2 separate regions of the Homo sapiens genome follow, and region 1 is linked to region 2. A link is a loop called in an ENCODE intact Hi-C map of the cell type or tissue named here. Cell type or tissue: uterus. All regions are shown on one strand. Region 1 overlaps LOC105374928 (a long non-coding RNA gene). Region 2 has its middle 19 kb from the start of NEDD9.

Region 1 (5,000 bases), 170 kb before region 2:
GGCTTCTAGGATTGAGATTCTGGACCGTTGAGTAATTGTGTTCCCTTTGCTCTAAGTCCCATCTGTCTTGTTTTGAACCCCTTTCCTGGTGGTTTGTGTGGTGAGCTAACCACTCAACCAGCACTGGGCATCACTGAAGTCTAAACACACAAACACCCTCAGGGATTCGTTTCTAAGCCCTAGAGGGAGAGGAGCGCTGGTATTTCACAGGTCCAGCTCTGGAATTCAGTACTGTCTCTAAACAGGAAGAAGAGATGTTTACAACTGCTGTCTGGCTCAGGGGCCAGCCTGTTTCTCTGAGATGTGTTTGGCAAAACCGGAATTCTAAATTTGATGCAGAAAACAATCACTTGATATTTAAAACAAGGACTAAATGTTTTCCTATTCATTCCATATTCAGCCTTAGTTACTTAGAGGGGTTACTGACAGTGTTGTTTCAAACTCTGCATGGCATTGTGTTAAAAAAGAATGTATTCATTTGTTAGTTAATCGGTCCAGTAAATCTCATTGAATTCTTAGTATCTTCTGAGAGGTGCAAAGAGCTCTTAGACCCAGTTTTACCCTACAAAGAACCTGCAGCCAGCCTGGGGACTCATCATAGGACAGGAAGCTTGTTCATGGTGTTGCTGTTAGCACTGTATCTCCCACATCTAACATGGTGTCTTTAGTACCTTCTAAGTGTTCAACAAATATTTGTCAAATAAACAAATGAAATTAACACCCAGGACGACAGTAAAGCCTTTCCAGGCTGAGAAGTGATACTCCAAGCTAGGTGACTGGGGGAGGCTTCATAAAGGAGGCAGGATTTTAGCAATGCTTTCAGGAGGGAGTAGGACTGGATGCAGCTAGGGAAGTGTGGAAGGGAAAGGGGTTACTTCTTCAGGTAAGGGGGTTCAGATGAGTCCAGCCAGGAGATTGGGAGACCCAGGGCATTTTCGAGAGAGAGAGTGGCTAGAGTGCAAGAGGCCAACTGTGGGGCAAAGCCTGAGAAAGGTGGACTAGGGTAGACTGGGCAGGAGAATGCATACTGGAGGGAGGCATCTGAAATCACTTCCGACGCCACTTCACCACGTAGTTAGGAAAAGAGAATTATGAGTAAACAGAGAGGTGTGGCCAGGGAGAACTACAGAGAGAGCCGGACTGAGCACAGGGACCCGGGTGGGCCCCATTCCCACGGGCTTGGTACTGTGATGCTCCGCATTTCCTGCCTTGATTTTAACCTTTAGAAAAAGGGAAAATTGTTCAAAAACCTGACTTCCTATGTAGTATTCCAAGTGAGTCATAGGACTGTTATGTTTACAGCTAATTTTGATATAAAGATATGACTAGGAAGGGGGATAGGTCTCAGAGCCCCAGGAGGCTGCTCTTGCTGAAAATGGTCTGAGGCGGGAGACCCAGCACCCCATCTCCCCTCTCCTTGCAGTCATGCCATGGGAAGGAAGACTGCAAGGGGCCTGGTACGCACCAGCCTTCGCACTGTGGGGCCTCACAGCACAAAGGGTGTGTATGTATGATGTGTACTGTGTGTGTGTGTATGTGGTGTACGGGTGTGTGTGTGGTCTGTTTGTGTGTAAGAGGGAGTGTGTATGTGTATGTATGATGTATGTCAGTGTGTGTATGTACATGTGGTGTTGGGGAGTATATGTAGCAGGCATGAAGCGGGTGTGTGTGTGTACGTGGTGTGGGTGTGTATGGTGTGTTTGTGTGTGTGGAGTGTGTATGCGCATGTGTGATGTGAGCGTGTATGTGTGGTGTTGGGGAGTGTATGTATGGGGTGTGAGGGGTGTGTGTGTATGTGGTGTTTGTGTCGAGGGAGTATGTGTATGTGTGATGTGTGTATGTGTGGTTTTCGGGAGTGTATGTATGGGGTGTGAGGGCTGTGTGTGTGTGGTGTGGGTGTGTGTAGTGCGTGTGTGTGTGGAGTGTGTATGCACATGTGTGATGTGAGTGTGTGCACATGTGGTGTTGGGGGTGTATATGGGGGTGTGGGGGAGTGTGTGTGATGTGTATATGTGAGAGCATGTGTATGTGTGTTTAGGGGTTTCTGAGCACTGAGAGAGTTTGAGGAAGAGAAGAAGTGATGTGGGGCCTGGACTACACCAGCGTTCTCCCAAGCAGGCCCTGTGTATGTGGAGAGCTGATCTTTCCTTGGTGTCTTTGTGGATTTTCAGCTAAACTCAATAATCTCAAAGATAGTAAAAAACAAAAACAAAAAAACACACCAAAAAACCAAGTTAGTCAGGAGAGCTACAAAAAACAAAAACCCTCATGAGATTAGATTTCTCAATAAAATAGTTACAAGAAATTGTTCACACTCCAGGAGAAGGAATTTTTTCTACAGCTAGCTTTCGTATCAATGTTGCAACCTTCTTTTTCATCTAAGTTGGAACTATCAGCCCCCACCCCACGCCTCCCCAGGCTGTGTGTCCCTGCACCTTAGCCTGCATGGAGTTCTTTTGCATCTGAGCAGGCTGTGACCTCCTGGATGGTGGGAACTGATTCATTTCCATAGAGCATTTCTTGGCACAGAGCAGGTGCTCAGTTTTGGATCTGAATGGGATCCAGGAGGGACTTTGAAGTGCAGTCTCCTTGTGGGGGTTCTCCCTACCATGAGCTGCAGAAGAGAGACTTGTTTATTATCTCACAGATAACTGGATTCAAATGCATGTGTGCATGCGCACACACACACACACACTCCCCACACACCCATTACAAAAACTAGCATTACTTTTGGAGATCATGTGATCTGTTTCAGTGTCAAGAAATAGGCACATTTTCTTAATACAGCATAATCTATTCCATGCTAATACAGTGTAATTCTCTTCTACAGAATTCATGCTTTACACATTAATGTACTGAAAGGTGTCAGTGTCACTTGCCCCACATTCCTCCTCACCCCACAATTCTGCTCACCCTCCAGTGGACTCCAGGCTGTCCTCTGGACCCAAAACCCATGGTTAGGACACTCAGGATCAGTCAGGACCATGGAACCATAGATAGCAACACGAAGCCCTACAGAAGCTTTTGAAGGCTGCTTTTCTGTCTGCTGGGTACATCACTTTCCAGAGGGGCATTTCAGATTCTTTCTTCCCATTAGAGAAAAAGGGGATACAAGAATTTGTAACCTTTTTGTGCAAGAATTACACATACCCTCTACCTTGTTAGGGTCTGTGGTGGGGAGGCAATGAGGGGAGTGGGGTGAAGGGAATTGGTTACAGAAACAAACTTCCAATTATAAAAACAGGATAGCACAAACATGTCACAGAAGTTTTGAGTAAGGAGAAGGTAGGTCACTGAAATGCTTAGGGAAGGATTCTCCAAGTGCTAAGATGGGGGTCCAAATGATTGAGCAGGATTTGGGTAGATGGAGAGCCTGGGGACAGGGAAGGAGAGGGAGGGCATTCCTAGCATTCCTGAGTGGAGGGTCAGCAAAGGCCAGAGCTAGGAATGGACACAGTTTATGTGGGGTCAGGGCTCCCACATGACCACTCTCTGTCCAGAGGGGAGAAGTTAGTGCATGAGAGCCTTGTAAACACTGTGCGTGCACATGTGTTTGAATAGAAATCATTGTTTGCCCACCCTGCCTCTGAAATACCTTTGCCTCCCTTTCCTTAATCTGAAAAATATAGCATTGAGTATGAGTAATGACGACAATATCTCACATGTATGAAAGCGCAATTTAAAAGAGGCTTTCATATCTTTGCCTAATTTGTGACATTATATCGCTGACTCATTTGAAGCGCTGCAACATATACCCACTTCTTGAGGTGTGAGGAATGCTTATCAGTTTAGTGTTGCATTTGTAAAATGCCATTTATTTAAAAGTATTGCTAAAATATTCCTTGTGTGCTCTAAGGAACTAGTAAGATTCTACATTTAGTACTTATTTGCTTTCAGAAGTGTGCTTCCTCCAGAAAGCCTGAGGAGGAGAAGCAAGAACATCTATCTTTTTATTAATTTATTTATTTAGAGATGAAATCTTGCTCTGTCACCCAGGCTGGAGTGCAATGGCGCGATCTCGGCTCACTGCAACCTCCGCCTCCCAGGCTCAAGTGATTCTCCTGCCTCAGCCTCCCAAGCAGCTGGGACTACAGGTGCCCACCAAGATGTCCAGCTGTTTTTTGTATTTTTAGTAGAGATGGGGTTTCACTAGGTTGGCCAGGCTGGTCTCGAACTCCTGACCTCATGATCCACCCACCTCTGCCTCCCAAAGTGCTGGGACTACAGGAATGAGCCACTGTGCCCAGCCAAGAACATCTGTCTTTCAGAAGCACAGGGACTGAGCAGGGTGAGTGAGCTGTTGCCATTCCAAATCTCCTATTTCAACACCAAGGGTGGAAAGGAGCTGGGAATGTGGGGTGCAGGAATGCAACCCCAGGTCCCCAACTTCCCAACCTGTCCAAATAAGGGAAAAGCACCATTCAGCAAAACCAATCTAACAATCTCCAGCTAGAAGGGGCTGAACCAATATTTTTCCATCTGTTTGTTGAAAGCTCCATGCTGTGGGGTATCATGAGTGCGTCTTCCTTCTCCGAAGTTGTCCCCACTGGGCTGTGATATAAAGCAAGCCTGTGGCCCCGGTGTGTGGAACAAGGTATTCTTGAAGACTGTTTAGATTTGCTGGGAATTTCCTGCTGCCCTGGAGACTCAGGAAACCAGGGCTATGCCCAGGTCACTGCCCATGACTGGTGAAGGAATGTGACTCGACCCTGAGGTTTAAACTTCACAGTTGAAGAGAGGATTCTGAGTTTTAACTTTCCAGGTGAGGAGTCACTAAAAAAGTACTGTATTTTTTCAAGTAACCACCCTTTTTTGAATGCTTACTATAAGCCAGGTTCTGTGCTTAGTTGAGAGTTTTCCACCATCTAATCCTCAATAAGATACATGTTATTACTCCATTTCATACGTGAGAAACCTGAAAACCAGAGACGTTGAGCAGCTTACCCAAGATCTTACAGCTAATAAACTACAGCACTGTGACTTTCACATAGGTTTCTCTA
Region 2 (5,000 bases):
AACCCCATCTCTACTAAAAATACAAAAATTAGCCGGGCATGGTGGCACACACCTGTAATCCCAGCTACTCAGGAGTTTGAGGCAGAAGAATTGCTTGAGCCCAGGAGGCAGAGATTGCAGTGAGCTGAGATCATGCCACTGTACTCCAGCCTGGGTGACAGAGCGAGACTCCATCTCAGAAAAAAAAAAGAAAGAAAAGTTTCAGATAAACAACAAATACATTTTTGCACAAATATAACCCAAATATTTCATGGCATGTACTTCTACTAAAAAGTTGCTCATAGTTTATCTGAAATTCAAATGTAATTGGCCATCGTGTATTTTATCTGTAATTTCATGCTTTTAGCATAAGCTTGAAGATGCCATAATATTAATTGGTGGCTCCAAATGAAAATTCATTTAAAAAAAAATACCAGTACAAAATGACCAGACGTGTGCAACTCCTTCTCACTGTATCCTTGTTTGTCTGCCTGTCTATAATATCACTGCCTGAGTCATTATTGTCTTAGAGGGTGGGTGCTGGATCTATTTTATTCTTTTTATAGAATCCTGATGTTGCATTCACATATGCACTTAAAGTATATTTGTCTTGCTGCCTGTGATGTCCAGAAGAAGGAATGGACTTTGGTAATAGTTTTTATAATGTTCCCACAGAAGATTTAAATTCCAAAATGATACCATAGTTTCCCACACTTAAAATTTTACATTTCAAAAAACACCATAAAATTTAAACGTGGAAACTAGTTTTGAACATTTGAAATAAGTTAACATAAAAGTTCAGGTTTTCATTCCCATGCGGTGTGAGTTTGTCCTGGGGCACGGGGTTGTGCAGGGAAAGAAAAGGCAAATATTCTCCAGCAATTTTCCTGGAGATGTATGACTTTTCAAGCAAGAGGAAATAAAAGTGAAGAATGAGACATATCCCCGATCAAATTTTACCTTCAGAAATATTAACTGCTACAGTACACTTACTCCCCGCAACCTCAATGGAGGAGGCCAGATTCCTACAAGCGGGGAGGCCTTGTCTGATTTCATTATATCTTTTCCTCCTTTGCAATCCTGCAAAGTGATACTTTCTCTTTTTTATCAACATGGGTTGTAAGTTCAACGACTGCGCACATTCATGAAAGTGCCAAAGAGATGGGAACCTGTTAGGACTAAAATCCAAGCGTTTTCTTTTGACCGTACCCTGATCCTTGTCTAGATGTTCTTAAAAAACTATGACCTGACTTTTTTATGACTCAGATGTTTGTAAGACCCCTAGATCATTAAGACATATTTAAACATTCTCGTGCCCCTACTCCTCTCCCACAAGATAATGTTTTGTTCTTAGGCAACTGCCAGGAAAGCATTAAAAACATCTAGCACAAGCCCAATTTTCCCAAAAGAATGATTTCTTGTTTGAAGTTTAGGAGAAAAAAAAAATACATTCCTATCACTTCCATTTCTGTGTCTAATTTTTATTTATTTATTTTTAGAATATGTAAAGTATGTATTTTCTTAGAATAGTTAGGCCCTGGGGCATACAACCAATTTACTCACAAACAAACCCTATATTTAAGAGACAGAGTTGTTTTTTTTTTCTGGGAAAATGAAACTGCAGGCTAGGAATTCATTTCTGTCCTCTATTTGTCATTTTCAACTTTGATTAGGATAATAATGCTTTGCTTGTGCAGAAGGCTCTATATAACTAAATAGTGTAAGTGACATGGACCTAAGATGTCTATTTCCTACCAGCTCCTTTCTGCTCTCTACAGGGTTTCTTTGACCATGGAAGGGGGTGCTTCCAGGAGGCATGGGAGGTAGCTGTGGGCTGTGTTAATTTGTTTAAAGGATGGAGAGCCATAGAGAATTCTATTAACATAGATCTTGCTGAAGCATTCAAAATAAGCAGAGATAATACATGAGTTACTGTGAAATCGGGACGTGAGAGCTGGTTCCGATATTGCAATAGGAAACTACTATTCTTTTGCTTGACTGGCATCCTCTTAGACCCTCCAATAACTCTTCTCAATTTTTATGTTCATCTGTATTCTCAGCTCCCAGTGAGCCAGAAAGTTCATGACATGCTCAGGCTGGTAGAAAATGAGAATACCAGTCAGCTCTCCAGAGGGCTCTGCTGGCATAGCTAAGAGCCCCAGGACAGACATGAAATGAAGATCTGGCTGAGAGAGCACTACAGCGCCCAGCTAGAAGATATTAACACAAGCTCTGATTCACATGGGACAGCAAAATATAATCTGTGTGTGACAGGAATCGACACAGCCTTCAACCCTGAGGTGGAGCGAAAGCACCCAGATATGCTTTTGCATTGATGGGAAGTGCAAGCAGAAGGTGAGGGGAGAATTTTGCCCATCACTCACCATCCCCCCCCACACACACATACATAGAGTCATGCCAAAGCATGAAGCAGCACAGAATCCCCAGCATTCAGCCATCCCTGGCACTGAGCCACAGAGAAATTAGTCAAAGGCTCTGAGGGCAGCTAGAGCACAAAGGGTCATTTGTTTTTAGAAACACCAGAAAAAGGACAATATTCTCCAGCTAAACCTTGCCAGCTCCTTGTTTTGCTTTGTTTTCCTCTTGTAGCTCTGATTCTAAATCCCTGAAGTGGTTGAACACTGTGTCTGAGGCCAGAAGCTTTCGTGGGTCACTAGAAAAGAGCCTAGTGAGGGGGAGGAACTGGACTGGAACGTGGAAAGCTGGAATCGGGTCTGACCTGCCCTGCCGCCTTGGCAAATCACTCCTACAGGTAATGAGTGGGCCTCAGCTTTCTCACAACCAAAACTGAGATCCTGATGTGAGTCCCGCTCACCTTAGAGAGGAGAGAGAAAACCATGACCGTGACCGAGGAAGATGCCTCAGGACATAACTTCTGCACAGGGGAGGTTGTCAATTTCCTCTGCAGTATGGATTTATGCTCCTCACCTAACCAGCCTGGACTCCAGTATCCCTATCTGTTTAATATTAAGCTCTCTGAAATGTCTCCACCATAGGTATCTCATTAGTAGAGGACAAGAGACAAAGGTGATTTAATCAAAACAGCCACCACCCCGACAGCAAAACACATTTACTGATTCCTAGAACCACTATCTTTCCTGAAATGTTAGTATGGGGTTGACCCTATTGGTTACATTTGAATTGACTTTTCCATGTTGAGAGAATTAAGGTCAAGAGAATGAACTAACAGCCAGCCAGTTTTTATACAACAACATTTTTGTATTCTTTCCATTGTAGGTTATATTTCTTTAAAGCTCAAATTAAACAGCCACTTATCCTATACCCCATCATCTCTTTAAGTCTCCTTACAGCAGAAAAATTCTGGAGACATTTTCAAAGGTGGAAAATCCAGGCCCAGTACCTAGAGAAATTAAAATATGGAACATTGGCTCAAAGTTCATAATTAAAGGTAGTAAGGAATTTGCAGGTGTGTAGTTTTATCCCGAAGTCAGTAAAAAGAATCATTTTAATGTTGTTAATCAGTGGTTCAGCCTGGGACCTTGTTAAATTGATTTGCAAATGGGAACTTTGAAACATCCTGGAGTGGCCAAGTGTAAAGGAATGAGAGACGGGATGTGGGGCTCTGCGCCTAAGCCACAGTACATTTCCAGCTCCTTTATCCCAAAGGAACAGTCATTGTCAAGCTCAAAAGCCAGGTCTGGACTCAGCTTACAGGTGTCTCCTGGGGACCTGGGGAGGAGCGATTCCCACTGGGTGAATGTCAGCAGAGAATGGTATGCCGGCAAAGGGACACCAGAGAACTCTCTGGTCGTAGGACGGGCAGCAAGACTGCTTCGGTAGATTCAGGACATGATTCTGGGCAGTTAGCAGCCTCTCTCCCCTGCTGTGTGTTAAGAACACTTGAGGATGTTTTCCCTTAGCATTTATGATGCTGAGGAAAAGAGATTTTGGAAACTACCTTGACAAAGAAATTAATGGAGGGTGACATGGGGATTCCAGCAAGGCCAACATACAATTGCCTCATTTTCATGGTATGTCAAATTAGATTTAGGTTTTGGCTACTGTGCTTGTCATGGGGGCTCTAACTCTCACCCAGGGCCAGCATCTCACAAAATTTTATGACTTTACACTGACTTTGACCTCCAAGGACAAGGGCCAGTGGGGAGAAAGACCAGCAGAGGCTCATTCCTCCTCTAGTCTCAACGTCTCTCTCCCTCCCTCTTTCTGGAACTTGTGCTCCTGAGGTGGATGTCTGACTGTGTCTTTGGCCACAGCCAGCCATTTGCACATCTGTTCCTGTGGAGTGACAGGCAGTGGGGGAGCTCACCGCCCACTTCAGGACCCAGACAGCCATGGTCCAGGCACTGCTGTGGGCTGGAGAAAGCTGGAAAGGACCTGCCTGTGGCAGGAATCTCTGGGCCCCTTGACCATGATCTCCACACTCACCACGTGTGTACCAGGAGGGCAGATCCAGACACAGGAGCCAGAAGGAAGCCCACGCGAGCCAACAGAACATAACCTCTGGGCAGGAAGAGGGAAATGCACTCTATTGCCCAGTACCCTAGCATGACTACCTACCATGAGCAGAGGTCTATCCAAACAGGCAGAAAAAACCTGGCACATGTACATTTATCAAACAGTTATGGAGCATCTACTGTACATATTTACCTAGTAGGTACTTGTGGCCAACACTAGCAGTCATCCTCTAATACCCATTCTCCTCTTCCTTAGTCATGAAATGACCACCTAGAATAGAGACTACACCTCCCAGCATCCCTTGCAGCTAGCTGTGACCATGTGACCAAGATCTGGCTAATGGGATGAGAATGGAGGTTCTAGGAGCACCTTTCAGGGAGGAGGCACTTTTTTCACCTAATTCTTCTTTCCTGCTGGCTGGAAGATGTTATTTAGAAGTGATGTCTAGAATTTGAGCCACCTTGGACCTTGTACTGAGGATTTCAAAGCACAAGAGAGGAGAAACCTGGGTCTCTACAGACTTTATAGAGCCCTGAACCAACCCAGGAATTCTAACAAATAAG

What was found. A loop is a pair of places that touch in the nucleus more often than their neighbours do. Peaks named below come from ENCODE experiments on the same cell type or tissue, not always from the same donor. Only the 100,000 strongest peaks of a DNase experiment are listed, where the experiment ranks them.
Region 1: a loop joins it to region 2, with 2.6 times the contacts of the local background. A loop is called at or near these places in 7 of 110 quality-filtered maps.

The regions. Positions count from the first base shown.
Region 1 is chr6:11,424,207-11,429,206 of GRCh38, reverse strand. All of the region lies in intron 1 of LOC105374928 (a long non-coding RNA gene), which reads right to left. It overlaps LOC105374929 (a long non-coding RNA gene), which reads right to left. Exons shown (of 3, transcript XR_926485.3): 2 at 2,436-2,614. Among named protein-coding and RNA genes, the nearest start is that of TMEM170B, 110 kb to the left of the region's middle. In uterus, no CTCF peak of the experiment used is centred here; DNase peaks (open chromatin) are centred at 2,426 and 4,617; H3K27ac peaks cover 3,064 bases.
Region 2 is chr6:11,249,316-11,254,315 of GRCh38, reverse strand. It overlaps a transcript of NEDD9 not described here. Among named protein-coding and RNA genes, the nearest start is that of NEDD9, 19 kb to the right of the region's middle. In uterus, no CTCF peak of the experiment used is centred here; DNase peaks (open chromatin) are centred at 2,445 and 4,131; H3K27ac peaks cover 4,577 bases.